3 separate regions of the Homo sapiens genome follow, and regions 2 and 3 are each linked to region 1. A link is a loop called in an ENCODE intact Hi-C map of the cell type or tissue named here. Cell type or tissue: PC-9. All regions are shown on one strand. Links, peaks and the distances in the headings refer to the core of each region. The heading gives the core; the rest is flanking DNA. Region 1 holds the start of LOC105373426 (a long non-coding RNA gene). Region 2 has its middle 38 kb from the start of ODC1-DT. Region 3 has its middle 49 kb from the start of ODC1-DT.

Evidence for each region. Hi-C counts contacts between places; a loop is a spot of excess contacts. Peaks named below come from ENCODE experiments on the same cell type or tissue, not always from the same donor. Only the 100,000 strongest peaks of a DNase experiment are listed, where the experiment ranks them.
Region 2: a loop joins it to region 1, with 9 times the contacts of the local background. A loop is called at or near these places in 6 of 110 quality-filtered maps.
Region 3: a loop joins it to region 1, with 10 times the contacts of the local background. A loop is called at or near these places in 6 of 110 quality-filtered maps.

What each region holds. Positions count from the first base shown.
Region 1 is chr2:10,542,141-10,552,006 of GRCh38, reverse strand. It overlaps LOC105373426 (a long non-coding RNA gene), which reads left to right and starts at 5,042. Exons shown (of 3, transcript XR_001739284.2): 1 at 5,042-5,158. RefSeq lists enhancers at 571-1,440, 3,183-4,054, 3,636-4,835, 4,925-5,796. In PC-9, for the core only: no CTCF peak of the experiment used is centred there; DNase peaks (open chromatin) are centred at 4,806 and 6,173; H3K4me3 peaks cover 1,008 bases; H3K27ac peaks cover 2,078 bases.
Region 2 is chr2:10,482,602-10,492,467 of GRCh38, reverse strand. No RefSeq gene overlaps it. Among named protein-coding and RNA genes, the nearest start is that of ODC1-DT, 38 kb to the right of the region's middle. RefSeq lists enhancers at 4,313-4,821, 4,822-5,332. In PC-9, for the core only: no CTCF peak of the experiment used is centred there; DNase peaks (open chromatin) are centred at 1,517 and 5,187; H3K27ac peaks cover 365 bases; H3K27me3 peaks cover 1,057 bases.
Region 3 is chr2:10,493,639-10,503,504 of GRCh38, reverse strand. No RefSeq gene overlaps it. Among named protein-coding and RNA genes, the nearest start is that of ODC1-DT, 49 kb to the right of the region's middle. RefSeq lists enhancers at 5,420-5,952, 9,604-9,743, 9,794-9,866. In PC-9, for the core only: no CTCF peak of the experiment used is centred there; a DNase peak (open chromatin) is centred at 5,454.

The DNA of each region.
Region 1 (9,866 bases), core at 758-8,757:
TATCTGAGTCACACGGCAGCGGAAGATGTTAGCGGCGAATCCATACAGGGCTGCAGCAACCTCCTCAGAAGAACGAATTTGAGGGGCATGAGGCAGGAGAGACTGGGGCAAGTTTTAGGGCAGGAGTGAAAGTTTATTAAAAAGCTTTAGAGCTGGAATGAAAAGAAAGGAAAGTACACTTGGACGCGGGCCCAGCAGGCGACTCGAAAGACAAGTGCGACGCTTGACCTTTGACTTGGGGTTTTGTATGGTGGCCTGCCGGGGGCTTGCATCCATTCTCCCCGATTCCTCCCTCGGGATGGGCTGTCGCATGCACAGTGGCGGCCAGCGCTTGGGAGGGGAGCATGCGCAGTGTGCGCACTGGAGCTGTACACATGCTCCCTTGAGGCGTTCTTCCCATGCCAGTCGAATGTCCCTAGAATGTCATATACCGCTTATACTCCGCCATTTCACCTCTCGGTGCACACGTGTGAGCCCACCTGCCCAGCTCCTGAGGTCTCATGGGGAAGCTGCTGATGGCCAGCTTCAGGTGTTTTCTATTAGGAGACTGCCTTTCCCTGGAGCTGGCTGCAACCAATTATTATTATTATTGTTATTTTTAATTTAATTTTATTTTTTTGAAATGGAGTCTCTGTTGCCCAGGCTGGAGTGCAGTGGCGCGATTTCAGCTCACTGCCACCTGTGCCTCCCGGGTTGAAGCAATTCTCCTGCCTCAGCCTCCTGAGTAGCTGGGATTACAGGCATGCACCACCACACCCAGCTAATTTTTGTATTTTCGGTAGAGATGGGGTTTCACCATTTTGGCCAGGCTGGTCTCGAACTCCTGGCCTCAAGTGATCACCTGCCTCAGCCTCCCAAAGTGCTGGGATTAGAGGCATGAGCCACCACACCCGGCCCCATTATTATTTTAGAGAGACAGTCACCAACCGCCTGACCATCCCTTGATGGTCGCGGACACTCCTGGGGGGGTGGGGGTGCCTCTCCTGCCCTGCTCATGTCTGACCAGCCACCTTCTGTAACATGGGGAGCCTGAGTGCTGGTGGATGGAGCAGGGGCAGCCCCCAGCACCCGCTGCCACCTGGTGCTGGATGTCCCTCTTTCCCGAACTGAGGAACAAGCGGCTGTGGAACCAGTGATGGCGGCTTATTGCTTCCTGGATGGAGCGGGCTGGGTTTCCTTCCCGTCCCAGCACTGCCCCCACCCCCCACCCCCAGGGCAGCAGCTCCCTCCCTGGAAAAGGCTGAGGACACGTGTATCCTGGCAGCTGGGCTGAGGGTACATCCTCTTGATTGTTTGAAGGAAAGTTCAGGAGTAAATATGGAAAAAGCCAGCAGCGTGTGGCAGGCCGCCTGCCCAGGGGGTGTGGCCGGGCCCTGGGAGCGTGGCCCCCCTGCCACTGGCCTGGATGCAAGCCCCAGCTCCCCAGTGCCTGGGGCCTCCTCTCCACAGGGACACTGGGGTCAGGAGAGCCTGGAGAGCTACTGGGTCTGATGGAACAAAAGACAGCATTTTCAGGGGGTGCTGGGGGTCCCCATGGTCCACAGTAACCTGTTCCAAGGTCTGCCCCAGGGCCCAGAGAGCCTTGGGGATGGAAGCAGACAGTGGACAGTGGTGCCCGGGGAGGCCAGGCAGGGATGGGGCCCCACCATCCGGCCGCCCTCTGGGGGCTGGGAAAGGGGTTCAGTTGCTGCAGGTTTCTGGCCCAGTGCCCCTGGAGATCAAGCCCCAGTCCCTTAGCTGCCCCACTAGTCCTGCCTTGCAGCCTCACTGTCCCCATCTCTCAGGGTGCCTGCCCGTCACCACTGTACACACTGTCACTCGAGGCCCAGCACCACTCTCTGCACACTTTGTGGGCTATAAAGACCTACTTATTTTCCGTTTGTCAGCATCGCTCTGTGACTTGATTTAGAAGGGTCCTAGGATCCTAGGATGGGATCCCCTTCTCAGCCGACCCCCACATTCTCCCCACCTGGCACAGAGCAGGCACTCAGTTCAGGGCTGGGTTGCTGCATTTAATTATTCCTGGGTAGAAGTCTCGAGCAGGTTGAAGTTCAAGCCGAAAAAGAACCATGTACATTACAGGAATGCCAAATTGCCCGGGAGGGTGACAGCGCCTCTGGAGGGGTGCATTCAATCAAAAGGTGCGGGGACACACGGCCCTGGAGGGCCTCCAGCACTGAGATCCTGAGCGCCTTTGTGAGTGGGGCACACAGGCTGGGTGGCCTTCATCAGATGTGCCGTCTCAGAACCCGGGCACGGTCCAGTGTCTCACAGATGCCAGCTGCCTCCAGACGTCCGTGTCTCCTTTACCCCCACCACAGTGCACTATTTGCTGCTTGAAAATGCTTGTGATGCCTGCGTGCCTCTTCTCCCCTTCTTCCAGCTGGTACCCCAAAAGTGAGCACGTGCCCCTGGAGAAAGCGCCGCCTTCACGCCTCCCTGAACTCACTCAGTGCTGGACAAGGAGATGTGAGCAGAAGCAGTGTGTGCCACTTCTAGGAGTTCATGTCCTCAAGGGCGGAGCATCCCTTCCAGTCCCCACGGCTGGAATTTCAACGTAATGACCCAAGTTCCAGCAGCTGCAAGGACAGGTCCTGCACCCCAGGGAGGACACACTGAAACCGGGAGGAGCCTGATCCTTACGATGTCGGTGCCACTGCTGGAGGTGACAAGGAACCTCTGTGACATGAGAGGACAGGGCTTTGGATTTTTCTGCTAAATCTCCTACCTGATATAGTCAAATCACAGCACTGTCCGGGAAGGGAGACTGTTATGTTTCCTTGGAGGGGGAGTCCATATTTTACATTTATTTGTATTCTTTTTGTCATCTAGCACAGAGTAAGCATTTTGATCTGATTTGATCCAATCTTTTCAAATTCTGTTACTCAGGGAGTGACAAAATCTACACCATGCCTCCCTGCCGTCTCCAACATGCCCTGTTTTCTCATCGGCAAACTCCCTCTTAGGTTCCAGACGGGACTCTTTGGAAGGCTGCGGAGCTTGCTTTTGCCCCAGTTTCTGCTGATCTTGGGTCTGGATGACATCACCTCTCAGATCTGATCTTTCCAGATGGGACATCCACCCGGCAGTGGCTGCTTAAGGCATCTGCTGCCCGCCGACTGAGCATCTGAGCAAAGCCATGTGGCAAGTCAGAGTCCGAGAAAGGAAGGGCTTCCAGGAAGGAAGGGCTGGGGTCAGCCGGCAGATGCCGAGCCGCTCAAGGTGGGGAAAGCCGGCCTTCCGATGGGGCCCCGGGGCAACAGGACCGGGTCATCCCAGCAGAGGCGCACACGCGGCCAGGCTGCAAGCACTGAGGGCGCCTGGAGCAAGGAAAGCCACAGCAGCAAGGAATCACCCCTCGTCAGGGAAGTTCACAGCGATAGGAATGAAATAGAACAGTGGCTTCGGGAGCCACAAGGTGGGCTTTCCTTGGATAGAATCTAGAAGTGAAAAAGTGACGGCTCTTTTTCAACGAGTGGCAGCCACTTCTCCTTAGCCTGGGTCTGCTCTCCAGGCATTGCTGCGGGGAGGGGCAGGCACTATTTTTTCTTGGTACTACCCATCTGTATTGCTTATATTTTTTCAAAGCCTGTTTACCTACTCCTGTCATTTAAAAGAAAAACATTTTAAATAGATTCCTGAGCGGGTCATCAGACCAGGGGCCACCAATAAAAAAACTTGGAAATTCCACTTGCTCCAAGGACTTGGCTTTGGGGGGAAATGTCAGAATCAAAACAGGCAGCCGCAGATTTTGAATGGAACGGGTCTGGGACATGCCTTTCCTCTGAGCCTGAGGTGGTCCCAGGTCCCAGCACGAGCCCTTTGTTGTCACGTGACCAGGAGCCAAACCCTGCCTTCGGTTTTGTTTCCTGTGAAATAAGGCCCCGGGTGGCAGTGGCAGGGCGGAGGTGTGCTTTCGCAGTTGGGGGTGAAGCCAGGTAGTCACGAAGGTCAATTATAGGGCAGGGACAAGGCCACGGGGCCGTCTAATAATGAAAGGATATATGAGATTGTCTTTCTTTCTTTCCACACGCAGCTTACTCCTGTAGCTGCTGTGCTGAGCTCCATATGAAAAGGTTACTGACCACAGAGCTTTGGGTTAGTTCCTGGTGAGAACTCCAGGGTAGGGTGGGTAGGGGAAGCGTGCCTTCCGCCGTGGGACAGTGTCTCGGTGCCTGACTGTATTAGGGTTCTCCAGAGAAGCAGAACCAACAGGATGTATAGAGAGCAGTAGAAAGAGATTTATTATGAGGGACTGGCGTGTGATTACATAGGCCACGATGTCCTAAGATCTGCTGTCTGCACTGCACTGGGGATTCAGGAAAGCTGATGATGGAGGTCCCAGGCTGAGTCCAAAGGCCCTAGAACCAGGAGCTCTGACGTCGGAGGGCAGGAGAAATGCATGTTCCAGCTCAGGAGAAAAGAGAGACAATGGGCCTTTCCTCTGCCGCTTTGTTCTATGAAGCCTTCCTCGATGGGTTGGATGAGGCCCACCCGCAGGGAAGAGAGCGGATCTTCTTTACTGGGTCCCCTGATGGAAATGCCAATCGCTTTCAAAAACTATGCCCCCCACCCCGCCCCCCGCACTGACACACCCAGGAATAATGTTTTGCTGCTTATCTGAGCATCCCTTAACCTAGTCAAGATGACTCATAAAATTCACCACCGCGCTAACCCCAGGTGTGCTACATACCTTGAAGTGCTAAATACTGGATGAGATACTTTACTGCTGGGATCTAACAGCTTCTCATCCAACCCTAGAAAGCCCCTAGGATCTTCCTCCTCATGAGTGAATAGATTAAGGCTGACCAAGGTCTCCCAGCCCCTGAGTGGCCCAGCTGGAATTTGAGTTCGTGACTATCAGTCTTCAAATCTGAGTCGTGCCTACTCCAGGCTGATGCAGCCCTGAGCGGCTGAATGAGCTGGCAGGCGCAGGATGTGTCTACTGAGTTAAATCGAATGTACTGGAAGGGAGGGGACTTAGGACACATTATATTATTCATGCATTTTTGCACTTACTTATCAGGGACCTGCTGTGTGCACATTCTGATACTGAGCTCAGCAGAGGTACAAGAGAAATATACCGCCACGGCTTCCTTCAAAGAGCTCGCCGCATGGCTGGGAAGCAGTAGCAGGGAGGCTTCGCTCAGTGCAGACGGTAAGATCTGCGGGCCCCAGGAGAGAGAAAGCCTGCGCCTGGGGTATGGGGTAAAGGCATCATTCAAGAATATTTCCTGAAAGAAGTTGGGGTTGAGCTGCACAATATGGCATGAACAGGGCTCGAGTTCATGCCAAGAACTCGGGAATTTGTTACAAGGACTTTGTTTGGAACTTTGTTCCAAGAACAAAGGAAGAGCATTCCAAAAGGGGAAAATGGAATAAGCGAAGCACCAGAGATAGGTACGTGTAAGGCATATTCGGGGGGCAATAGATCAAACCGGCTGCAACAGCAAAGGCTGTGGTGGCGTCTAGTAAGTTTGGAGGATACCAATAGATAATTATTCAACATTTATTTATTTATTTAGAGACAGTCTTACTCTGTCGCCCAGACCGAAGTGCAACGGCAGGATCTCGGCTCACTGCAACCTCTGCCTCCCGGGTTCAAGCAATTCTTGTGCCTTAGCCTCCCAAGTAGCTGGGATTACAGGCTCCCACCACCATGCCCGGTTAATTTTTGTATTTTTAGTAGAGACGGGGTTTCACCATGTTGGCCAAGGTGGTCTCGAACTCCTGACATAAAGTGATCCACCCACCTTGGCCTCCCAAAGTGCTGCGATTATAGGCATGAGTCACCACGCCTGGCCTATTCAACCTTTAAAAAGAAAAATTCTGGGCCAGGCATGGTGGCTCACACCTATAATCCCAGCACTTTGGGAGGCCAAAGCGGGCGGATCACCTGAGGTCAGGAGTTCAAGACCAGCCTAGCCAACATGGTGAAACCCCGCCTGTACTAAACACACACACGCACACACGCACAAAAAAAAAAAAGAAAGAAAGAAAGAAAGAAAGAAAGAAAGAAAGAAAGAAAGAAAGAAAGAAAGAAAGGAAAGAAGAAAATTAGCCAGGCATGGCAGGTACCTGTAATCCTTGCTACTCAGGAGGCTGAGGCAGAAGAATCACTTGAACCCGGGAAGGGGAGGTTGCAGTGTGCCAAGACTGCACCACTGAACTCAAGCCTGGGTGACAGGGCAAGACTCCTTCTCAGGAAAGAAAAAAAAAGAAAAACTCTGACACATTCTACGCCATGAATGAACCTTGAACCTTGAGGACATGATACGAGTGAAATATTCCAGTCACAAAAGGACAAAAACTCTGTGATTCCACTCCTGTGAGCTTCTAGAGCAGCCATAGCTACAGACAGAAAGTAGAAGGTGGGTGCAGGACTGGAAGGTAGGCGGAATTGGGAGTTGTTGTTTAATGGGTATGGAGTTGCAGCTTTTTTCTTCTTCTTCTTCTTCATTTTTTTTGAGATGGAGTTTCATTCTTGTTGCCCAGGCTGGAGTGCAATGGCAGGACCTTGGCTCACTGCAATCTCTGCCTCCCAGGTTCAAGAGATTCTCCTGCCTCAGCCTCCAGAGTAGCTGGGATTACAGGTGTGTGCCAGCACGCCTGGCTAATTTTTTTTGTATTTTTAGTAGAGACGGGATTTCACCGTGTTAGCCAGGATGGTCTCGATCTCCTGACCTCGTGATCCTCCCACCTCAGGCTCCCAAAGTACTGGGATTACAGGCGTGAGCCACCACACCCGGCCCTGGCTAATTTTTTGTATTTTTTAGTAGAGACAGGGTTTCACCATGTTGGCCAGGCTGGTCTCAAACTCCTGACCTCAGGTAATTTGCCTGCCTTGGCCTCCCAAAGTGCTGGGATTACAGGTGTGACCCACCGTGCTCGGCCATGGAGTTGCAGGTTTGCAAAACGAAATAGTTCTGGAGATGGACGGTGGTGATGGTCGCATAACAATGTCAGCATACTCAATGTCATTGACCTGTACACTTCAACACTTCAAAATGCTTATGATAACTGTTGTGTGTGTGTGTGTGTGTGTGTGTGTGTGTGGTGTGTGGGTGTGTGTATACTTTTTTTTTTTTTTTTGAGACAGAGTCTTGCTCTGTCGTCCATGCTGGAGTGCAGTGACATGATCTCGGCTCACTGCAACCTCTGCCTCCCAGGTTCAAGCGATTCTCCTGCCTCAGCCTCCCGAGTAGCTGGGATTACAGGCACACACCACCCACGCCCGGCTAATTTTTGTGTTTTTAGTAGAGACAGGCTTTTGCCATGATGGCCAGGCTAGTTTCGAACTCCTGACCTCTGGTGATTCACCCACCTTGGGCTCCCAAAGTGCTGGGATTACAGGCGTGAGCCACCACACCCAGCCATGTTATGTATATTTTACCACAATTTTTAAAAATAGGTCAAAGTTTTTGTAGTTTGGAAGGTACAGACGTCTTTTGTGGCTTGCGTGCTGCACGCCGAGGAGTCTGGACTTCACCTCGTAGGCTAGTGGTCTGCTTCAGTTTCCTCTTGCTACATAACCAACTACCTCAAAGCTCAGAGGTTTAAAACAGCCACCACTGTATTTGCTCACGTTCTGCGGGTCAGGAACTTGAGCAGGGCTCCACTGGGCAGGTCTTCGGTTCCACGTGGTATTGATGTGGGTCTCTTGTGAAGCTGCTATCACAGGATGGCTGGGGCTGGAACAACCAAGACGGTGCCACCTCTGTGTCTGGTGTTTGCAGGAATGGCTGGGACAGTAAGACTTCTCTCCTTTTCTCCCTATATTCCTAACTTGGTGGTTGGACCGCAAGAATGGGCTTCCCAAGTGACCAAGGTAGAAACTGTTTCTATCTTAAGACCAAAATTTGGAGCCTACATAGCGTTAGTCCCACCGCATTTCATTGCTCAAAACAAGCCCAGCTTCAAAGGGGAGGGGGAAAGCTGGCACTATTTCCTAAGGAAATTGTGGCAAGGTTGCTTTGCAAAGGAGCAGAAAAGATAGAGATTATTGTTATTGTCAGTGAAAAGTCTTGGAGCTAACTTAGTTTTCTGTTGTTGTTGTTTTTTGAGACGGAGTCTTGCTCTGTCGCCCAGGCTGGAGTGCAGAGTGCAGCGGCACAATCTTGGCTCACTGCAAACTCCGCCTCCCGGGTTCACGCCATTCTCCTGCCTCAGCCTCCCGAGTAGCTGGGACTACAGGCGCCCGCCGTACACCTGGCTAATATTTTTGTATTTTTAGTAGAGACGGGGTTTCCCCGTGTTAGCCAGGATGGTCTCGATCTCCTGACCTCGTGATCCACCCGCCTCGGCCTCCCAAAGTGCTGGGATTACAGGCTTGAGCACCGCGCCCAGCGCTAACTTTGATATGTATGTTTCTTTGCAAACTATACACATATATTTTTATTAGTTTAATATTTATTTATTTATTTATTTTTGAGACAGAGTCTCACTCTGTCACCCAGGCTGGAGTGCAGTGGCGTGATCTCAGCTCACTGCAACCTCCGCCTCCTGGGCCCAAGCGATTCTCCTGCCTCAGCCTCCCAAGTATCTGGGATTACAGGTGCCTGTCACTATGCCTGGCTAATTTTTTGTATTTTTGGTAGAGACAGGGTTTCACCATGCCGGTCAGGCTGGTCTCGAACTCCTGACCTCATGATCCACCCACCTTGGCTTCCCAAAGTGCTGGGATCACAGGCATGAGCCACTGCACCCGGCCACACATGTATTATTGTACTTATATATCATGTACTTATAAAACTTACACAAAAAATGGAAACAGAAAGACTTACTATGAAGTTAGATCAACAATATTTTTAAATGATTGTGATTTTGGTTTCCATTAACGGCTCAAAAATAACCTTTCGCTCTCAATAATCTCAAAAATAACATTTTGTTGGTGAAAGCAAGGTGATGGGGTATGCTTTGTTCTCTTACAAAATCTTGGTTTAATAATTGGTTTAATGATCTGAAGATCTTGTTCTAAGTTATTTCAATACTTGATTTTGATGGACGTCATAGCCGAAAATACACAGCCAAAGTTACAGAGAGCCAGAAGGAAGAAGGGCCTTGTCCACCCACATGAAACCAGGTTTCTCTTTTAAATCCACTGGTATGCAAACATTTTTGTTTGCTTGTTTTAAAAATCTGACAACTGTTATCATCCTTATTGTCAATCTATTGTTTTTGCAAAGTAACTGGAAGTTTTTAATATTTTTAATAAATGTGATCAAAATCTACCAATTCTCCTCATTGGGATGATTTTTAAACAAGATAAAGAATTACATTTTTTGGCTGGGCATGGTGGCTCACTCCTGTAATCCCAGCACTTTGGGAGGCCGAAGCGGGCAGATCATTTGAGGTCAGGAGTTCGAGACCAGCCTGGTCAACATGGTGAAACCCCATCTCTGCTAAAAAAATACAAAAATTAGCCAGGTGTGGTGGTGCACGCCTGTAATCCCAGCTACTTGGGAGGCTGAGGCAGGAGAATCGCTTGAACCCAGGAGACAGAGGTTGTAGTGAGCCAAGATCACACACCATTGCACTCCAGCTTGGGTGACAGTGCGACTCTGTCTCAAAAAAAAAAAAAAAAGAATTATGTTTTCAAGTTTGTCATTGCTGTTGTCCACAAGTTTTTCCAGCCCCCAAGTTTTTTCAGCCTGAAGATGTGAAAGTTGTTTAGTTGACAAATCGTTCATTGCTCCTTCCCTAAAAATATCAAGCAGTAATAACATTTCCAAACATTGTTCAAACTGCCCAATTGCACAATATAAAGCAATGACTTTCTTAGGATTATCAGAATGTCACTGTCTCCAGCAGATCGTGTGAGTGTGTGCCTGCATTCTCAGAGTCGGCTAGGTTGCTACCACGCATAG
Region 2 (9,866 bases), core at 1,319-9,318, 60 kb after region 1:
TTTGTGTCTGGCTTCTTTTGCTCAGCATAATATTTTCAAGGTTTATCCATGTTGTAGCAAGTATCAGTACTTCATTCCTTTTCATTGCCAAATAATATTCCATTGGATTGATCGACCACATTTTTTAATGCATTAATCAGTTGATGGACATTTGAGTTGCTTTTACATCTTGGCTATTATCAATAATGCTGCTGTGGATGTTTGTGTACACATTTTTGTGTGAACCTGTGTTTTTAAGAATGGCATTTTTGGCCAAGTGCAGTGGCTCACACCTGTCTCCTGCCTCAGCCTCCTCAGTAGCTGGGATTACAAGGGTTCACCACCACGCCCAGCTAATTTTTGTATTTTTAGTAGAGAGAGGTTTCACCATGTTGGCCAGGCTGGTCTCAAACACCTAACCTCAGGCAATCCACCCACCTTGGCCTCCCAAAGTGCTGGGATTACAGGTGTGAGCCATCATGCCTGGCCAGTATTACATCTTAAATGTAAGCTATCACTTAATCTAAGATCACATAGATTTATACCTAAGTTTTCTTCTAAGAGTTTTATAGTTTTAGCTCTAACATTTAAAAATTTTTTATCTTTTTTTGAATTTTTAAAATATGGTGTGAGGTAGGGGTCCAACTTCATTCTTTTGTGTGTGGCTATTCAGTTGCCTCAGCAACATTTCTTGAAGACTGTTCTTTTCCCCATTAAGTTGTCTTGGCAGTCTTGTTGAAAATCAATTGTTCATACACATATGAGTTTATTTCTGGATTCTCAATTCTATTCCATTGATCTATATGCCTATATTTAAGCCAGTACCAGACTGTCTTGATTATAATCACTTTGTAGTAGGTTTTAAAATTGGGAACTGTGAGTCCTCCAACTTTGCTCTTCTTTACCAATATTGTGTTGGTTATTTTGAGGCCTTTGAATTTCCATATGAATTTCAGAATCAGTTTGGTCAATTTCTGTAAAAGGGCCATCCTGATTTTGATAGAGAGTACAATGAATTTGTAGATCAATTTAGGAAGTATTGCCAGATTAACAATTAAGTCTTCCAATCCGTAAGCATGGGGTGTCTTCCTCTTTATTTAAGTCTTGTTTAATTTCTTTCAGCAATGTTCTCCCTTTCACTCTTGCCACTCCCAGCCTTTTCCTTCCAGCAAAACAACTGTAGTTCCCTGAGGGAACACGCAGGACATGGGGACAAGCCCCTCAGCCTCCAGCTGCTCCTCTGAACTTGCTCCTTGTTGTCCATGTCTCTCTTACAGGGTGGGGCCAAGAACCCCTGAGCACTGAGCTCTGAGTCTGGCCTTGATGTTGGGGGAAGACGACTGCCCCCTGGGGCTCCCCCATCCCTTCAGACACCATGCAGGCCTCAGGTAACCCACTGCTCCTGGCCCCAGCATGCCGATGCGGCATTTCCCTGTCTGTTTCCCTCAGGACACTGTGAACTCATTTGAGGCAGTGACCCAGGCTCAGCCAGCTCTGCACCTCTGGAGCGTAATTCCAGGGCTTCTATTAATGTTTGTGGAACAAGGCAACTTCCTTGTTCTGGATCTAGATAACACTGAACTTTGCCTGTGAGTACACTTGAGGCTGACTGCTCCATGACACGGCAGATCTTATGACAGATCCCGGGAATAAAAATCCCTCTCTCAGCCGGGCTCAGTGGCTCATGCCTGTAATCCCAGCACTTCAGGAGGCCAAGGTAGGTGGATCACCTGAAGTCAGGAATTCAAAGACCAGCCTGGCCAACATGGTAAAACCCCATCTCTACTAAAAATACAAAAAATTAGCCAGGCATGGTGGTGCATGCCTGTAGTCCCAGCTACTCGGGATGCTGAGGCAGGAGAATCGCTTGAACCCAGGAGGTGAAGGTTGCAGTAAGCCAACATTGCGCCACAGTACTCCAGTCTGGGCGACAGAGTGAGACTCCATCTCAAAAAACAAAACTAAGAATAATAAATAAATCAATAAATATCCCTCTCTCTTTGGAAACCCAGCATTCTGTGCATTATTGGAGATTTCACCCACTCTTCTCTTTACTCCACGGTCAGCTTCGAACTGTGCTGACCCAGGATGCAGCGCCCACCCTAAATGTTTGAATGGGGGCTTTGCTGGCCTTATGAATCCCCAGAGGCTCAGAGCCAGAACGCTTCAGAAGCGATAAGTAATAACAACACTACTCTCGTCTCCTGGGGACTGAGTTTTAAATTAAACGTTTTGTTTGGGTGGTGTCTTCCAAAGCCTGCAGGCAATGTGTAGAACTTTCTGGTAGGAGTTGCAAACAGTGAGAACCATGACTCAGTCACCCGAGAGACTCGAGGGAACATCAGGGTGCTGTTTCTGAGACTCTGGATCGCACGAGACAGAAGTAATCAGAAGTTTCCCAGTGGATAGAAACAAGAGCAGTCAGAATAGAAGAAATCAGACATGTTGTGAAATAGATCCAGACCCTGAATGCATGCAAGCTCCCTGGAAGAGCTGTGAACCCTCTGAAATTCTGCCCACGCCGTCCTGCTAGAGGCTGTCACAGAGGCCATCCAGGGAATCTTTGTTGGCTGAGACAGCCAGCTCCCTATGGCTTACCTAGATGCCACAGTGGGTATGTCACATTCACTGCTGATTGATGCAAAGTGAGGCTGGTTCTCTGCCTGCATGTTGCCAGAGTGATTGCCCTCACCTTCCAGAAATTCCAAAGCAGGTGCAGCTGCACAGCCTGGTGCTGGTCCTGCATTCTGGGTGCATCTTACTTTCTTAGAGCAGGCACCATAGAAATCTGATTTTCAAAAACTGATTCTGTTCTGTGTGAAACTGCTCTCAAATGTTTATTGAAGGCATTTGAGAACCTGTGACCAGGTTTTAAAACAGGATTAAAAAAAAAAAAAAAGCATCTTCACACCAAGATGCTTTTTGCAATCCCACCAGCTCCAAAATAAAGGCCTAAAGATACAGATAAGGTTGGGCAAGCCGGGCGCGGTGGCTCAAGCCTATAATCCCAGCACTTTGGGAGGCCGAGGCGGGTGGATCACGAGGTCAGGAGATCGAGACCATCCTGGCTAACACGGTGAAACCCCGTCTCTACTAAAAATACAAAAAAAATTAGCCGGGTGCGGTGGCAGGCGCCTGTAGTCCCAGCTATTCGGGAGGCTGAGGCAGGAGAATGGTGTGAACCCGGGAGGTGGAGCTTGCAGTGAGCCGAGATCGCACCACTGCACTCTAGCCTGGGCGACAGAGCGAGACTCCGTCTCAAAAAAAAAAAAAAAAAAAAAAAAGGTTGGGCATATTCAATATAAATGGCCCAGGAAGATCCCCTGGCAGCCCTGCCGATGCTACGTGTTCCGGAATTCCTATTGCCATTTTCGCACTCACACTTTAATAGGTGCAGACAACTGAGAATCTCAGATCCTGAACTACAGAGGCTCAAACAAACAGGTAAGCTGAGGAAATGTCTATGTGGGGGTGGGGGACACGGGGAATCATTCTTACTGGGTTCTGAAAGGAATGCTAATTCCACCCACGAAACAAGAAACAGATGGTATAGAAAAGGAACATTCAGAAAATAGAAAACAGTTCTTGAGAGTTAAAAACTTGAGAGCAGAAATGAAACAGTCAGCAGAAGGACTAGAACACTGAGTTGAAGAATTCTAGGAAGTAGAGCAAAAAGGTAAAGTGAAGGCATAGATGGAAAAAGACAAGAAATGGAAGGTCCCACCAGGAGGCCCAACTTTTTTAAAAAAGGGCATTCCAGAAAGAGGAGAAAACAAGAGAGGAAATAAACAACGAAATCGTTCACGAACATTTTCTCAAACTACAGGGCATGAATGTCCACAATGGAAAGGGCCCTGAGTTCCAGCTCAGCAGACCAAAATAGATGAGTGACCAAGCCTTTCTCCTGAGTCGGTGGCTTGATTAATTTCTATTTCTCTTAAAAGTTGTAAGCAGTCATTTTTCTCCTGAAATGTGAAGGCAGCTCTAGAGGCCTCAGAGAGTCATTGTTGGTTCTAGCAGGTGAGAAATCTTGGCAGGTGGAAATGGAGATGAGAAGCCTCCATGAATGGAAGTGGGGGTGAGAGGCCTCAGCAGGTGGAACTGGAGGTGAGAAGCCTCGGCGGGTGGAACTGGAGGTGAGAAGCCTCGGTGGGTGGAACTGGAGGTGAGAAGCCTCGGTGGGTGGAACTGGAGGTGAGAAGCCTCGGTGGGTGGAACTGGAGGTGAGAAGCCTCGGTGGGTGGAATTGGAGGTGAGAAGCCTCGGTAGGTGGAACTGGAGGTGAGAAGCGTTGGTGGATAGAATTGGAGGTGAGAAGTCTTGGCAGGTGGAACTGGAGGTGAGAAGCCTCCATGAATGGAAGTGGGGGTGAGAGGCCTCACCAGGTGGAACTGGAGGTGAGAAGCCTCGGTGAGTGGAACTGGAGGTGAGAAGCCTCGGTGGGTGGAACTGGAGGTGAGAAGCCTCGGTGGGTGGAATTGGAGGTGAGAAGCCTCAGTGGGTGGAACTGGAGGTGAGAAGCCTCGGTGGGTGGAACTGGAGGTGAGAAGCCTCTGTGGGTGGAATTGGAGGTGAGAAGCCTTGGTGGATAGATTTGGAGGTGAGAAGCCTAGGCAGGTGGAACTGGAGGTGAGAAGCCTCTGTGGGTGGAATTGGAGGTGAGAAGTCTCGGCAGGTGGAATTGGAGCTGAAAAGCCTCAGCAGATGGAATTGGAGGCAGCTCCTGAGGATGCCCTGTGTCTGGTGCAGCTGCACAGCCAGGGTATGGACTGTGTGTGCCCCCACAGCTCCGTGCCTAATCAGTGATCTGCTTACCAAAGTGGGCAAGGGGCCCTGGGAGTGAGGCCAGCCAGAAAACCGGAATCAGATGAGGGGCCTGAGCCCCCTGCTAACTCTCCCTGGGGAGCCGGAGGAAAGAACTGGCTCCAGGAACAGGCGCAGAGAGGGAAGCCAGGCATCGGGGGTTGTGGCAGACAGGGACCTCCAGGGCTGCCTCAGGTGGAGGTAGGTGCTTTCAACGCATTTCAGCTAAAAGAACAGGTAATCCCACAGCATCATTCTCCCCTTGACCTTTCAAAGCCCCTAATCTGATGGCATACCTGTATGTGGATCACTGACGATGCTTTTCAAGGTTGAGCAATTTGTTCATATTTACTCTGTGGTTGGGTGTGAAAACACCAGGTCAAGGATAACATCGCGGCTGTTTGTTCGCCTCATGGGAGAAGGAGCTGAGGGCCTTTCTGCAAGCACAGGATTGATGGTGATCCTGAGTCACGAACAGGCAAATGGGAGAGGCTTTTGAATTGGGGCGTTAGGGAGAAGCTTGAGTTATGTAATAGAAGCATGGTGAGCTGTCCTTGATACGATTACCACTCTCAGTAATTATTATTATTTGACCTACGCAGACAAATCCAATTAAATAAGAATTGTTTTGCAATCGAATTGTTCGGAGGACAGCAGAGAGCTCCCTCTGCATGGTGAGAAAATTCCCCTGGGTTTGCACTACATTCGGTGGTTTCTCAAGCAGCCCCACCTATATGGCTGCTTTTAGATTTTGATCCACAAAACCAAATGTGTGAAGAAGGCCAGGCATGATTCCCCCCATTTTGTGACCAAGGGGTTTGAGGCTCAGAGAGGCCAAGTGACTTGCCCAGGGTCACACAGCATGAACAGAACACAGGCAGGGCTGGGTGGGTCTCCTAGCCTCCATTTCAGACTTTGCTCTGCCAGTGCTGGCTAGGCTCCAGCAGCATTGTTAGGCGGCATTGTCCTGGGTGGGAGGAGCAGCAGGTGCTGGAAAGCACAGGAACTTCAGATTAAATAAAATATTGTAATGCTGGTTCCCATAACGGGCCCCATGGGATGTTGGTGAATCCTGGGTCCTGTCCTCAAGCCGTGCAAAGCCTGTGAGGCTCAACCCTCCACTGAACTCCAAGCAGGCTGTGCTGGGAGAGCCCTGGACACTTTGTGCCTGTAAAAGCGACTCAAGATTCTTGTTACTGGCATTCCAAAATGTAAATGTGCTTTTTCTCCTGATTATAACAGCACGGCAAGTTCATTGGAAAATTTCTGAAAATACAGAAAACTATGAGTAATAATATAAAAATCACCCAAACTTCTATTAACATTATATACAGTATTTCCTTTCTGTGGTTTGTCATGTATAGATGAGTATTTCTTGTTTTAAAGACTAGGTTGATGCTATACATGGTTTTGTATACTGAGGGGTTTTTTTCACTTTAACTTACTTCATGATTCTCTTACCATGATGCTAGTCATTGAATATATAATATTTTCAATAATACACTATTCCATCATATGCAAAAAGCCTTTTGCTTAGTTTTTGTCTTTGAAAAACCACAGACATGAATTAAAATCAGAAAGAATGAGTGACAGACTATATGCAGGTGCACATTTACAAGCATAAAAGTATCTTCTTCAAAAACAAAGGGAAAACAATTTTTGAAAAATCACACATGCATGTGGGCGCGCACACACACACACACACACACACACACACACACACTCCAATTAAGCCTAAAAGACATTTGACAAAATGTAACATCTTTTCTTTAAAAACCTCTATGATAGATTATGGAAACGATTTGGAAATATAAGGCATTCACCAAGAACCAACAGAGGATATTTTTCTAAAGAGTGAAACTCTAGAACCAGTTCATTTAAATCAGGAACTGTACAAGGGTGATAATATGACCATTATTATTATTGAATATTGTCGTGGTTCCAGCGAATGCAATAACATCAAAAGCCTATAAAACCATTTTGAGACCTTGGAAAACAAGAAATAAATTTGTCTATTTTTGTGGATGATATGACTATGCACTTAGAAAACTCAAGAGATTAGTAAAAGTAACTAGAAATTATCAATGAGTATTGGTGACATTGCTAGATACTAGATAATTAGACAAATTATACAAATACTGACAGCTTCTGTCTATTCTAGTCATAAGCAACTAAAATGGAAAAAAGTGTATTTACAATAGCAACCAAAGCTATGAAGTGTTCAGAAATAAAATGTAACAAGAAAGAATAATGTCCTATGTAAACTCTAATTGGATGGCATAAAGCAGACTGAATGAAGAGAAAGCTTGGATGGGAATGCATATGTTTAACTTAAAGTACCCCTCCTAGAATTAATGTATAAAGTTAATGCAACTTCAAATAGAATTCTGATGGAGTACTTTTTTCTTTTATTTATATATTATATACTTAATATATATATTATATTATATATTTTTTCTTTTATGCACATATTTTATAGAGATGGGGCTCTCACTTTGTTGCTCGGGTTGGTCTCAAACTCCTGGCCTCAAGCAATCCTCTTACCTCAGCCTCCCAAAGTGCTGGGATTACAAGTGTAAACCCTAATACCTGGCCAAGTATTTTTTAAGAGGCAGAGAATTGGATAAAATTATCATAAAGCTTGTTGGGGAAAATTAATTCCTAAGAAATAAAACCTTTTGAAATAGAATCATTGGGGGAATTTGCATTTTCAGATCAAGACATGCCCGAAAGCCACTCTATTCAAAGTAACAGACTGTTGGCATTGGAATAGAAAGCTAGTTCTAGAACCAAACAGAGAAAGCAGAAATAGATCCCAGTACATTTAAGATTCTAACACATGAAGAAGATGTTCTTTTTCACTAATGGGAAAAGATAGATTACTTGGTCCTCAATCTTACAATTTATAAAATGATGGATTTTGACAAAGACATCAATAGCAAGACAGTAAAGATTTCTTTCCTTTTTTCTGTTTTTAAAGATTACTTAATAATTTAATGGTAGGGAAAACTCTCTTAACTCAGAAGTTTTTTTTTTTGAAGACAGACATATTTGTTGACATTAAGCCATTTAAAATTGTTTATAGCAAAAGATACAATAAACAAGGTGCTAGTTACAAACACTTGCAACTCAGAGGCCAGTGGCTTCATGTCTTGTATGCAAAGAAAGAGCTCTTACAAATTAGTAAGAGACAATCACCCAGTTAAAAAACGGGCCAAGGATCTAGAGAAGCAATTCACCAAAGGGCAAACCCAAATGACTAACAAAAATTTCTAAAGATTCTCTGCAATTTAAAATAGTGGTCAGATTTTTCTTTTTTTTCTTTTTCTTTTTTTTTTTTTTTTGAGACTGAATCTTGCTCTGTCTCCCAGGCTGGAGTGCAGTGGCCCAATCTTGGCTCACTGCAACCTCCACCATCTGGATTCAAGCGATTCTCGTGCCTCAGCCTCCCGAGTAGCTGGGACTACAGGTGCAGGCTGCCACACCCAGCTAAGTTTTGTACTTTTAGTAGAGACTGGGTTTCACCATGTTGACCAGGCTGGTCTCAAACTCCTGACCTCAAGTGATCTACCTGCCTCGGCCTCCCAGAGTGCTGGGATTGGAGGCGTGAGCCACCACACCTGGCCCAGATGATTCTTTACAAGTGTAAAACTACCAAAATTTAAAAACAGCAATAACATGTTTTGTTCTTGGGGTATGGGGAAATGAGTACTCATTTACTGGTTACAGCTTACTTGAGAGTATTGAGAGTCAATCTGGCAATACCTGTTAGAATAATAACCCTTCAGATCCGCAAAAATCCTTTTCCTGGGAAACGAACACATAGACACAAAAGCATCCATACATAAGGCTTGATATTCAAGGATTGTAGCCCTGGAAAACTGTGGGAACAAAGTGAATACCTATCAACGAGAGGGTTGAATAAAGTACAGTAATTCTCACCTTAGACTTAATTATGTAGCCATTTAAAAGAATGAATTTGAGTTACGATTGTTGACTTCATTGAGAAAACTAAGATGCAAAGAACTGTATAAGGTATGATCTGACTTTTGCAAACGATGTGATGAAAACCATATATATTTTTGTATATTATTATATGAGCAAAGAGACATATACATGGGGTTGTTAGTATGGATGTCTTGGGGAAGCTGCTGTATGTGGAAGTGGGAAGGTGTATGAAGGGATGGTGGAAACAGGAAAAGAAAAAAAAATACCACTCCCAAAAGGAAAATGAACCAAAGGGAAGAGTGGGTCTGTGTGTGTTTGGTCCAGACCCAGGGGAATCCTGTGAGATCTGCCATGTGTGTCAATAAAGATATAGCATGGAGGCATTCCTCCCATACCTCGCCGAGTATTTTTTAAGAGGCAGAGAATTGAATAAAATTATCCAATTTTATCCAAAATTTTATCTGCTTTTATCCAAAGCGTGTGATAAGACACACGTTTATCACTTGTGCTTAAAGTGACTCAGAGCTAGTAAGCAAAATTACTCCTGTTTTACGTCTTCAGAGACAGGAAAATCCTATCACGTGAAAATCTCACCATGTCCTCTCTGACATAATAAAAAACATATATGTTGATCTCTGCCCCCAGTCCCTGGCACAGAGCTCCTAAAAACCTTGTAATTTCTTGAGCAAGAAGTGTGCTAGGAGAATTTTTTGTTCTAACATTTGGTCTCTGCCCCGGTTTTTGAGACAGAGCTCCTGAAACCTTTGTAGATAGGGGTGCTCGGAGAATCTTTGGTTCTAATATTCGGTCTTTGATCCTGGTGCCTGACACAGAGCTCCTAAATCCCTTGGAATTTCCTGGATGATAGGAACTTTTTTTTTTTTTCTAATGAAGTGACTCTTGGTGGACTCCTGGCCAGGAGAACGGTCACTGGAAATCCCAAGCCCTGATGAGAGGCTTGGAGCTTTCAGCTCCATCCCGCATTCACCAGAGAAAGAGAGGAGCTGGAAGCCAGGTTAATAATCAATCATGCTTATGTTGAAACTGCCATGAAAACCCCAGAACTCTGGGGCTCGGAGAGTCTCTGGATTGCTGAACACATGGGGGGCGTTAGAGGGCGGGGCGTGTGCCCACAG
Region 3 (9,866 bases), core at 1,169-9,168, 49 kb after region 1:
TCTCTGTCCCTTGGTTCCCTGGCTCTTCCCAGACCCCCAGAGCCCTGGCCCTAACAGGCCACCTCATAGTCCCCCTGCCACCATGGGAACCAGACCTCAGACAGAGGCAGCTGAGGCAGAGGACAGGCAGGGGAGATGCTCACAAAAGCCAGCACAAAATGCAGCCGTTTGGTACTTTCATCTTTTTGCAACTCCTGAAATAACACCTTTTAATTGCTTCATTTTCTGTATTCTTTCATTTTATTTAGACTAGTCTGGGGCTCTCCAGTCTGGCATATTAGAGAACTTCTTACTTTTTAATAATAATACTTAGCGTTTATGTAGCACGTTTCATGTTCAAAGTGCTTGACAGAGTTCACTAATTAATCTGAATGCTAACAGCTGTCCTGGGCAGGTTTGCCCAAGTTCTCAGGCTCCTAATTGTGAGGGGTGGAATTCTTCCTGCTGCCTGACCCCTGGTTCCTTCTCTGGACCCCCCAATTCTCTCTGCAGTTGAGGCTCTAGGCTATCAATCACAGTTGACCTGTGTGCTGGGTCATGCTCAGGGCTGGGGGACATGGAGCAGGGGCAGACACGCTGCCACCTCAAAGGGCCCTGGAACAGTGAGGGAAGAGACTCTAGTGCTAAGACATGTGTCTCGGTGGAGAGAAGCTTGGGGACAGCGGGAGCATAGGAGACAGTGACCCACTGGTCTTGCAGAGCTGTAGGAGGAGGGGATTTCAGGAGCAAAGAGGAGCTCTCCAGGCAGGCCAGCCAGGCAGAAACGGCATCCCAGGCAGAGAGTGCAGCCTGTGCCCAGAGGTGGTGTTGAGAGGCAGACATTCAGGGCTTAAAGGAGGAGGGGGAGAGATGCCATGGAGGCCGGGCCAGGCTGCTGGAGCTGAGGCCTGCCGAGGAACTGGACCTTACGCCACGGACTGTGGCTGGAGGAGCAAAATCCTTGCCTGTGGCAAGAAGACACAGAAGCCAGGCTTGAAAGGTGGTTCTGCACATTCAAGATTCTTCTGTAGGCTGCGAGGGGCTGAACCGAGGACAGGCATGAAATGGAGAAGCCTGAACTAGGGCAGAGAGAAAGGAGGCCGAATCCGGGAGAGATTGGTGGGACGACAGGACTCAGAGGCCCGTCAGGTGTTGGGGGTGGAGGGGGGCGTGGCGGCGGGGTGGCCTGAAGGTCCTGGAGTGCAAGCACAAGTCCCTAAAGGGGGCTTGAAAAGGCGGTGCCTGCGGACCCCTCCCAGTGTAGCTGCAGGTGAGATGTGGGGCATTCGCTGAATGACCATACATGGATTCACGGGTCAAGAGCTTGGGCAGGGTATGGAGAGGTCTGGAAAGAGCCATACTTGGTGTCACTGTGTCCAGGTGGCATTTGATACCCTGAGAGTGCCTGGGTTTATCTCTGGGGACATCAATAATTAAGGGGGCAGTGGAGGCAAGGGGCTGACATGGGCTGCTGAGTGAGTTAGGCAGAGTGGGGCGAGATCTGAGCAAGGTCCGCTGGATGGCTTGGTGCCACTGCCACTGAGGGAGAAGGCTGGGTAGCAGGAAGGGGAGGAAAGGCTGGTGGAGGAGGGGTCAGAGCTGGGGAGAAGCTTCTGCATGATCGTGTCCACAGGCCCAGTGGAGGGAAGGAGGCTGGCTGCCGGGGCAGGTGCCTGAGGAGTCCAGCACAGGTGTCCACTTCCACCACGTGGTGGGGGTGGGAGGAGGCGGATCAGGGCAGGTGCACTGGGGGGAGCCGAGGGAACTCACCTGTGACTAGAGGAGCCAAATCCTTCCCTGTGGCAAGAAGACACAGAAGCCAGAATCAGAGGCCCTGCCCCTGTCCTAGGTCTGCCCAGTCCTCTTCCTGCAGAGCCAGGAGGAGCCCCGGGGCCATCGGGGTGGAGGGCAGGCCTGGGGTCTTGTGGAGGCTCTTGTCTACAGCTTGTAGGCCAGCTGTGCCCATGGAGGGTCCCAGTCTTCTTCCCACCACCTCCTGGGGGTGTCAAAGCCCCTAATGTTACAGCTGGGGCTCCCTGCCTGGTAGGTACCAGCCGCCAGCAGCTGTTCCTTCGACAGCAGGGTCTCAGCTGTTTTGTTGGGGGGCAAGCCCCACCGCCAACCCTCCCAGGCAACCCTTCAAGTGGGGCAAAAATATAGCCTGTGCCTGTCCTAACTTCCAATTCCCCACCCAGACTCCAGCGAGAGAGTCGGAGACAGCCTGAAGTCCCGAGGGCCTCAAGTCCCACCTCCCCACTGGCCCGGATGCAGCCCTTGCTGGCCATGCCCAACCTACAGCCTCCGGTCCTGGAAGACCAGGGGACCGCACAGAAGTGGGAGGGTGAGCAGGAAAGTGGATGGGGGCCAGGCCTGTCCTGTGCAACTCAGCCCTCGCCCTGCAGCATCTTCTACCTGGTAAAAGAGGGGCGTTGGAGATTCCCACCTTCAGACCTCGGGCAGGGGAGGAGGGACCGGGAGGCACCCGCAGGAGAAGGGAGCCAAGGTGGGGAGGTGCTCCCTGGCGTCTCTGTGTGTTTGTCACAGACACAACAGAAGAGCTGGGAGGAAGGAAGGAGGCGTTGACTTGTTGGGGCTGGGGCTCTGCCAGGTCTGTGGGGACTCGGAGACAGAAACGTTGCTGCCCTGGAGGGAGGGAAGAGTCTCCACTCAGAGGTTTGGAGTCTCCACTCAGGGCTGTGACTAATGAGGTGCTCACCATACAGGCCTGGCTCCCTCCCGGGCTCGTGAGTCCCCGGGGCTGGGTAGGAGAGGAAAGTTAATTGAGCATCTAATAGCGAACAGGTCCCGTGCCAAATAATAATAATTAACTTTTATTGAGCTCTGTGCTTGGCGCTCCTGAGCTCATCACAGGAACTATCTCATTTAAGGTTCACGGCAACCCTATGAGAGAAGTGCCACTCCACATTACAGCTGGGGAAACTGAGGCACGCTGAAGTTAAGTGATATGGCCGAGGCTGCACCACCAGGATTGGAACCCAGCAGCTGAGCACCCTCATGCCAGTCCTGCACTTGTGATGCTACTGTTCACGTGTGCTGATGGGGGCACGATGCACCCAAGGTCCCCATGGTGGTTCCTAAACAGAGCGGCCAGAGTCCCCACCTAGGCCTGGATGCACACTGGGCCCTGCCACATTCACCTGTGTCCTCCACATCGGCCCAGGCCAGGGGAGACTGGGTGGCCAGAAAGAAGGCCGTCCATCCGCACACACCGGTGTACATCTGTACAGGTGTTCAGCCCCCTCGAGGGGTTTTTGCTTACAGTGATGAGCCTGCTGATTGTCAGGCCAGTATCAGAGAGACCCCTGGTCCCAGGCCTCCTCTAGTTGCAGAATCTTGGAGGCTGGGCAGCGGCAGCTCTGCCCGCTGGTGCGGAAGCATGACCCTATTGTAACGACCAGTGCAGACGAGCTGGTACTCTCCAGCCACAGACCGGCTGGCTGCCCTTCCACTTCTGCCGCAGACTCTGTGCTCACTGCCTGGAGCCATGGGGTGGCCAGAGTGGCTGGAAGCTTGGCCAGGGCCAAGGAATTGCCTGCGGCTCCCATGCAAACCAGCTGGAGTGGGGTGACAACTCCTGGGAGCACTGGCTTCTTTCCTGAGCTGCAGAACTGCCTCACTCCATCCTTCACTTCCTTCTTCAGGGTCTGGCTGGCCCTCTGGGCTCCTGGACGCACTTAAGAACTGAATACGGTGATTTCCTTTGCATGTTACAGGATGTTAATATAGTGGCTTAATGCAGTAACCTAATGGGTTTGTCAAACAAATCAGAATCCTGAGTTTTATCCCTGGAAAGTCCCCTAGCCATTATGCAATCCAGACTAACTTGGCCTGAACAGGTGGCTAGCCAGCCCTTGCTTAAATACCTCCCATGACGGCAACCTCACTACATGTAAGGCAGACTCTTTCACTTCTCAACGGCTCTTGCTGGAAAATTTAAAATCTACCCTTAGCAGTGTACGCCAGTACCTAGAACAATGGTTATCCTTTTCCGCAGAACATTTCAAGTACTAGAAATCAGGACTCACGTGGCCGACTGGAGGAGTGGCTTCCACCTTGAGTGCTGCCCGCCCAGCCCTCCCCCCGCACAGTGCAGGACCAGCCTCCTACCCGTTCCATCCACTGAGTTTGATCAGGCCATTGGCTCCAGCTCACAGTTCTCCTGGGCTCTTGGCTCACTCACCGTTTCCTAAGAGCTTTTCCGGCCTCCTTTTAAGACGAGAAACATCTATTTTAGTTCATAGAGTTTATCAAACACCCCATGAAGGTGACCTCACCCTGTGAGACCTTTGCTGGTAGAGGGAGTATGTATGGCCTGGGAGAGAGAGTGCGTGGTTAGGACGCCAAGGGCCAGGTGGTACCGTCTACCAGCCATTGGTCAGGAACGTAGCTAGGGGTGTCTGGCCAGGGACTCCCCACTTGCTAAGCTGTGTGCCCTGGTCGGGGGCTGCATCTTCCCAGAGGCGTGCCTTCAAATTCACACAAAGCAACTGTAAGAGCTAGATCCAGCCTTGCTTGGGGGAGTCAAATGGTCTGTTTGAGCCTCAGTTTCCTTACCTGTAAAACAAGGATAATAACAGTGGAGGGACCAAGGAAGTGCTCAGAAATATTTGGGGTTTTTTTGTTTGTTTTTCTTGTTTTGAGATGGAGTCTCTCTTGGTTGCCCAGGCTGGAGTACAGTGGCAAGATCTCGGCTCACTGCAACCTCTGCTTCCGGAATTCAAGTGATTCTCCTGCCTCAGCCTCCTGAATAGCTGGGATTACAAGCATGTGCCACCACGCCCGGTTAAGTTTTGTATGTTTGGTAGAGATGAGGTTTCACCATGTTGGCCAGGCTGGTCCCGAACTCCTGACCTCAAGTGATTCTCCCACCTCAGCCTCCCAAAGTGCTGGGATTACACTCATGAGCCACCATGCCTGGCCAGAAGTGCTTAGAAATATTTGAATGAATGGATGAATGAATGAATGATGCCCATCTTACTGGGCTGTCATGAGACTTAACACTGCACCTGCGACCCCATAGGTACTCAACAAAGGATCACTTTCTCATTTTACCTCCTTCTCCTTCTTAGGTCAAAAGAAGCAACTCCTGCTGCATTTGCCCTTCCTCAGGCACTGGGGACCTGGGTCTGTCTTGAATTTCCTTCTCTCTCTACACCAAGCTCTATGCCAGGAGCATCCACTGCAGTACACGCGCCCCCCACTCGTCCCCCCTAGGTCCAAGGTGAAGATGAAGGGCAGGTGACTGCGCGTGGAGGTCGAGGAGTGGCTGGTGGGCCTCTGGACCTGGCCGGCTGTCTTGGCCGTGGGCTGGGGGAGGAGCTGTGCTGTCTCCATGCCCCTCCCGCAGCAGAGGCGATTCAAAGCCATGACAGAGGAGGAGAGTGAGTCGCCTGCCACCCAGCAGCTGCAGCAGGCCTGTTACATCACAGCCCACACACCCGGCTGCCTGTCACCCACCCAGACAACGCCCCGGCCCGGCCCCGGCACGGCCCGTGTGCGCGGTGACTCATTGTTGCCGCCTCTTCCAAACAGCTGGCGGGCCCTGTCTTGCCGTGGCCGGCTGGCACCTTGGGCTCCTGTTCTTAGCAGGATCATTGCAGGGAATGTGGTGTGCACAGCCTCACCGTCTCCCAAAGTGAGGTGGCCCAGGGTGCTCGGCATCCACGGGCTCCTACGACCAGCGCCAGGTGCCCAAGATCAGCCTCAGACCGTCACTGGTTAAATGACACCTGCGGGCCGTGCAGTTAAACAGCTCTGCCACCTACTAGCAGAGACTCTGGACACATTTCCTAGTGTCTGAGCCTCAGTTTTAGCTGCTGTAAAATGGGAATAATAATGACACCTACTTCTGGCAGTGTCTTAAGATAATGCTTATGAAGCCCTCAGTGCCACATGCTTGATGCAGAATAAGAAATTAATAATAAAATAGTGCAATCGCTTTCGTAATGTTGGACTGTTCTATGTTTTTATTTATTTCTTTCTTATTTAGTAGAGACAGGGTCTCACTACATTGTCCTAGCTGATCTCGAACTCCCGGGTTCAAGTGATCCTCCTGCCTCAGCCTCCCAAAGTGCTGGGATTACAGGTGTGAGCTACCACACCCAGCCCTGTTCTTTTCATTTACTAGTGGTCAAAGCCACTGCCAATGCTCTTTGCAATGATACATGGCAGCATGGAGAAGAGAAAGAAACAGCATAATCTTTGAAGTATAAACATACTAAATGAGTTGAGGATCACCGGTTGGGGGATTACTGGTGGGAAAGATGAAACAAAAGTGGCAAAGCGTGAAGGTTATTAAAGCTGGGTGGGAAGCATGCGGGTTCATTATACTATTTGCTCTTTGTTTGTGTTTACTGTTTACGTTGTGTACGTTTGACATTTCCATAACAAAACAGTTAAATAAAATCATGGTGTCTGCGAGGCAGACCGATTGACTCTGGACATGCCCTCACTCACTGGCCAAAGTGGGGCAGGTTTCACAGCAATCTTAATGAGGACTTATTCTCTGCCAGGCTGGGAAATCAAAACTGAGGGCAAGGGGGGGCCCAGCCCTGCACAATGCTTCCGGTTCAATGTGAGGGGGATGCATAACATCTCTTTTGGAGATAAGCTCAAAAGAGGGGTCTTCCGAGAGGGAGGGTGTCTGCATGGTCTGAAGCCAAGGTCAGGGCAGGCAAGCATAGAGGCAGGAGGGACATTTCAGAGTGGAGCCCCCTGGCACTTGCACACGGCCTGAGAAGTTCTGGACTCAGGGTGCCGTGTGACGCCAGAGGTGGCAGATGACAAAGGTGGGTGGGTGGCAGGTGGCAGGTAGCAGGTGGTAGTAATGCCAGCCTATGTAGCTAGGCATTCACTTGGGGGCTGAGAAAGAGCCCCAGGAGGCTCAAACAGGTGACAGAATGGCTTGCGGTCAGACTCGTGCTTTAGTAAGTTCATTTTGTCGGGCGCGGTGGCTCACGCCTATAATCCCAGCACTTTGGGAGGCCGAGGCAGGTGGATTGCCTGAGGTCAGGAGTTTGACCGGCCTGGCCAACACGGTGAAACCCTGTTTCTACTAAAAAAAAATACAAAAATTAGCTGGGCGTGGTGGCAGGTGCCTGTAATCCCAGCTGCTCAGGAGGCTGAGGCAGGAGAATTGCTTGAACCTGGGAGGCGGAGTTTGCAGTGAGCCGAGATCATGCCATTACACTCTGGCCTGGGCCGGAGAGAGCAAGACTTCGTCTCAAAAAAAAGAAAAGAAAAGAAAAGAAAGTTCATTTCACAGCGTGGGGACCAGGGTTGGGTGGGCCGGGAGGTCGGATAAGATTCAGAAAGTGAAATTGGCAGGACTAGGGTGGGATCAGATGGAGGTGGGAGCAGGACTCTGGACCAACCCCCAGTTCGATTTGCAGAATCTGAATGTAGGGAGGGAAAATGTAGGATGCACCCCCAAGGCTGAAGGGCTGAAAGCAAAGCTCCCGGGGACCTGCTGTCAGGACTTTCCAGGAGGCTGATGTGCAAGGTTCAGCCATGGCTGGAAATGGGGGTTCGGGTTGTGAACGTGGAGGTGACAGCCGGGGAGCAAGTGGGTCATTCAAGAAGAACCTTGACAGAGGAACAGAGGGCAGTCAACGGCACCCCATCATAAAGGGGGGTGGGATGGGAAGGGGAGAGCCACACCGTGGAAGCAGCATGGAAGAGAGGGTCAGGAGGCGGGCGTGCCTGCAGGATGGGGCCGGGGCACAGGGCGTTTGCTCAGCAGATCTGGCAGCAGAGCCATCGCCGGAGGTGCTGCCCAGGGAGGGCTTATTTAGGATGGGCTGAGTTTACCGGCAGAGGGGTAAAGCCGATGAGAAGATAAGATATAGGAAAGGGCAAAGCACTGAGGAGTGGGCTGTGAGCAGGAGCTGGAGGGTCTGGGAGTGCGGGGATCCCCGGTGGCTTGTGCAGGATGAGCAAACGAAGACTCCGCATCTTCACGTGCAGCACAGGGTAAGACGGCTTCCTCAGAGTGTGCAGGGAGTGACTGAAACAGAAGCACACTCAGCTTCAAAGGGCCGAGCATATCAAGTGTAGGTGAGGATGGAGAGCAACTGGAGCCCTCAGCCGCTGCTGGCGGGTGTGGAGAGGTATAACCGCTCTGGAGAACAGTCAGGTCCAATCTACACCTGGCCTATAACCCAGCCACATTCCACTCCCGAGTGTTTACCAAGACATGAAAGCTTATGTCCATGCAAAGACTGGTACACGGATGTTCCCAGAAGTTTTATTTGCAGTAGCCCCAACTAGAAACAACCTAAATGCCCATCAACAGACAGATGGGTAAGAAATTGTGGTCAAGACACGCAGAAGGATAATACTCTAAAGGACAGAAGGAAGAAAAGAAGGAAGGGAGGAAGGAGGGCGGAAGTGAGGGAAGGAGGGATGGAGGGAGAGAAGGAAGGAAGGAAAGAAGGAAGGAAGGAGGGAGGGAGGGAGGGAAGGAAGGAGGGAGGGAAGGAGGGAGAGAGAGAGGGAGGGAGGGAGAGGGAGGGAGGGAGAGGGAGGGAGGGAAAGAAGGAAGGAAGCAGGGAGGGAATATCCCCACCCATAGCGGGGAGGCTGACTTTGCCTAACTCTGCACCCAGAGGAAACCCCTCTGGAGGACAGTGGGCAAATCCCATCCCTCTTGCCCTTCCGTGACCGGCATGTGGCAGGCACGGGGAGCCTTGTTAACCACGGTGACTGATGACGCAGATGTGGGACAAGCAGGGAACGCCAGTGCTGGGCTCCCAGGTGGGGAAGCAGCTCCCTCCTGCGGCCTGCCCCTCACCTGGCCCACCTGCAAGGCTCTGTGGCCAGTTGGGCCCCTTCCCCAGCAGCTAAGTGGATGCAACCCTGGTGGGGTTTTACCCCAGCCTGGCTGGCCCTTGCCCTCGACTGCTCTTCCTTGGGAACTGCTGTTGTGCCTCTGGTGTGGATTGGTCCTGGCCCGCCCCAGCCCTGGCCTCCCCGACTGGCTTCCGAAGACATGTCTGTGACCTGTGATCCATAGGGGCAGGCTCAGCTCATGGGGTTTTGATCCAGCTGCTGGACTTCCATGGCCCACGTCTGGAAAAGGCCCTGGCTGTCCACCCACAGCCCCATCCTTCTGCAGAGCCCCCACCCCTCTTGTCCTGACTGTGGGGCCCACCCATGTGGCCAACATCAGGTCCGAAGACCTGGGTTCTGTTCCCAGCTCCACCAATTCTAAGTTGGCATTCACGAACTTAGAACAGACACGTCACCTCTGTGAGCCTCAGTTTCCTTGCTAGGTCATTGCTGAGCGGGGGGCACGGCCACTCACGGAGGGCCATTGCGTGGTGGTAAGGTACACATGTACGGAAGGGAGGGTGACTCTTAGACAGCACCAGCCTCAGTCCACAGGCACTGGCCTCAGTCCACAGTCTTATTGTGCCAAGGGTCGGTCTCCGTGACTCTCACCGTGGCAGCCTGCACGCTGTTAGAAGCTGGACTCATCTACTTTGGATTGTAGCCAGCTCTAAGGGTCTCATTTGTGACGTGTGTGTGTTCTAGAGACAGCTTGAGTCCACAGCACAGTCCCTCATTCTGCAAAAGCAAAGCTGGCTCAGCCTCACTGCCTCCCTGGATGGCTTATGGGTGAATCAGTGGGACGGTTTACAGGTGCTGTTGAGTAACCATCCTCTCGGGGGGTTCCCCTCGCTCCAGGATGTGGCATGCAGAAAGCTGCCGCCCCGGCATGAGCCTGGCCCCAGCGTCATCGCCCAAGTTGTGTAAATAGCCAGCCAGTGAGGCATGCAAAGGGTAGGGGCTGCTGAGGCAGAGGCTTCCGGGGAGAGGTGGCACAGGGCCGGGGGCGAGAAGCGCTGAGGCTCCTGGAACTGTGA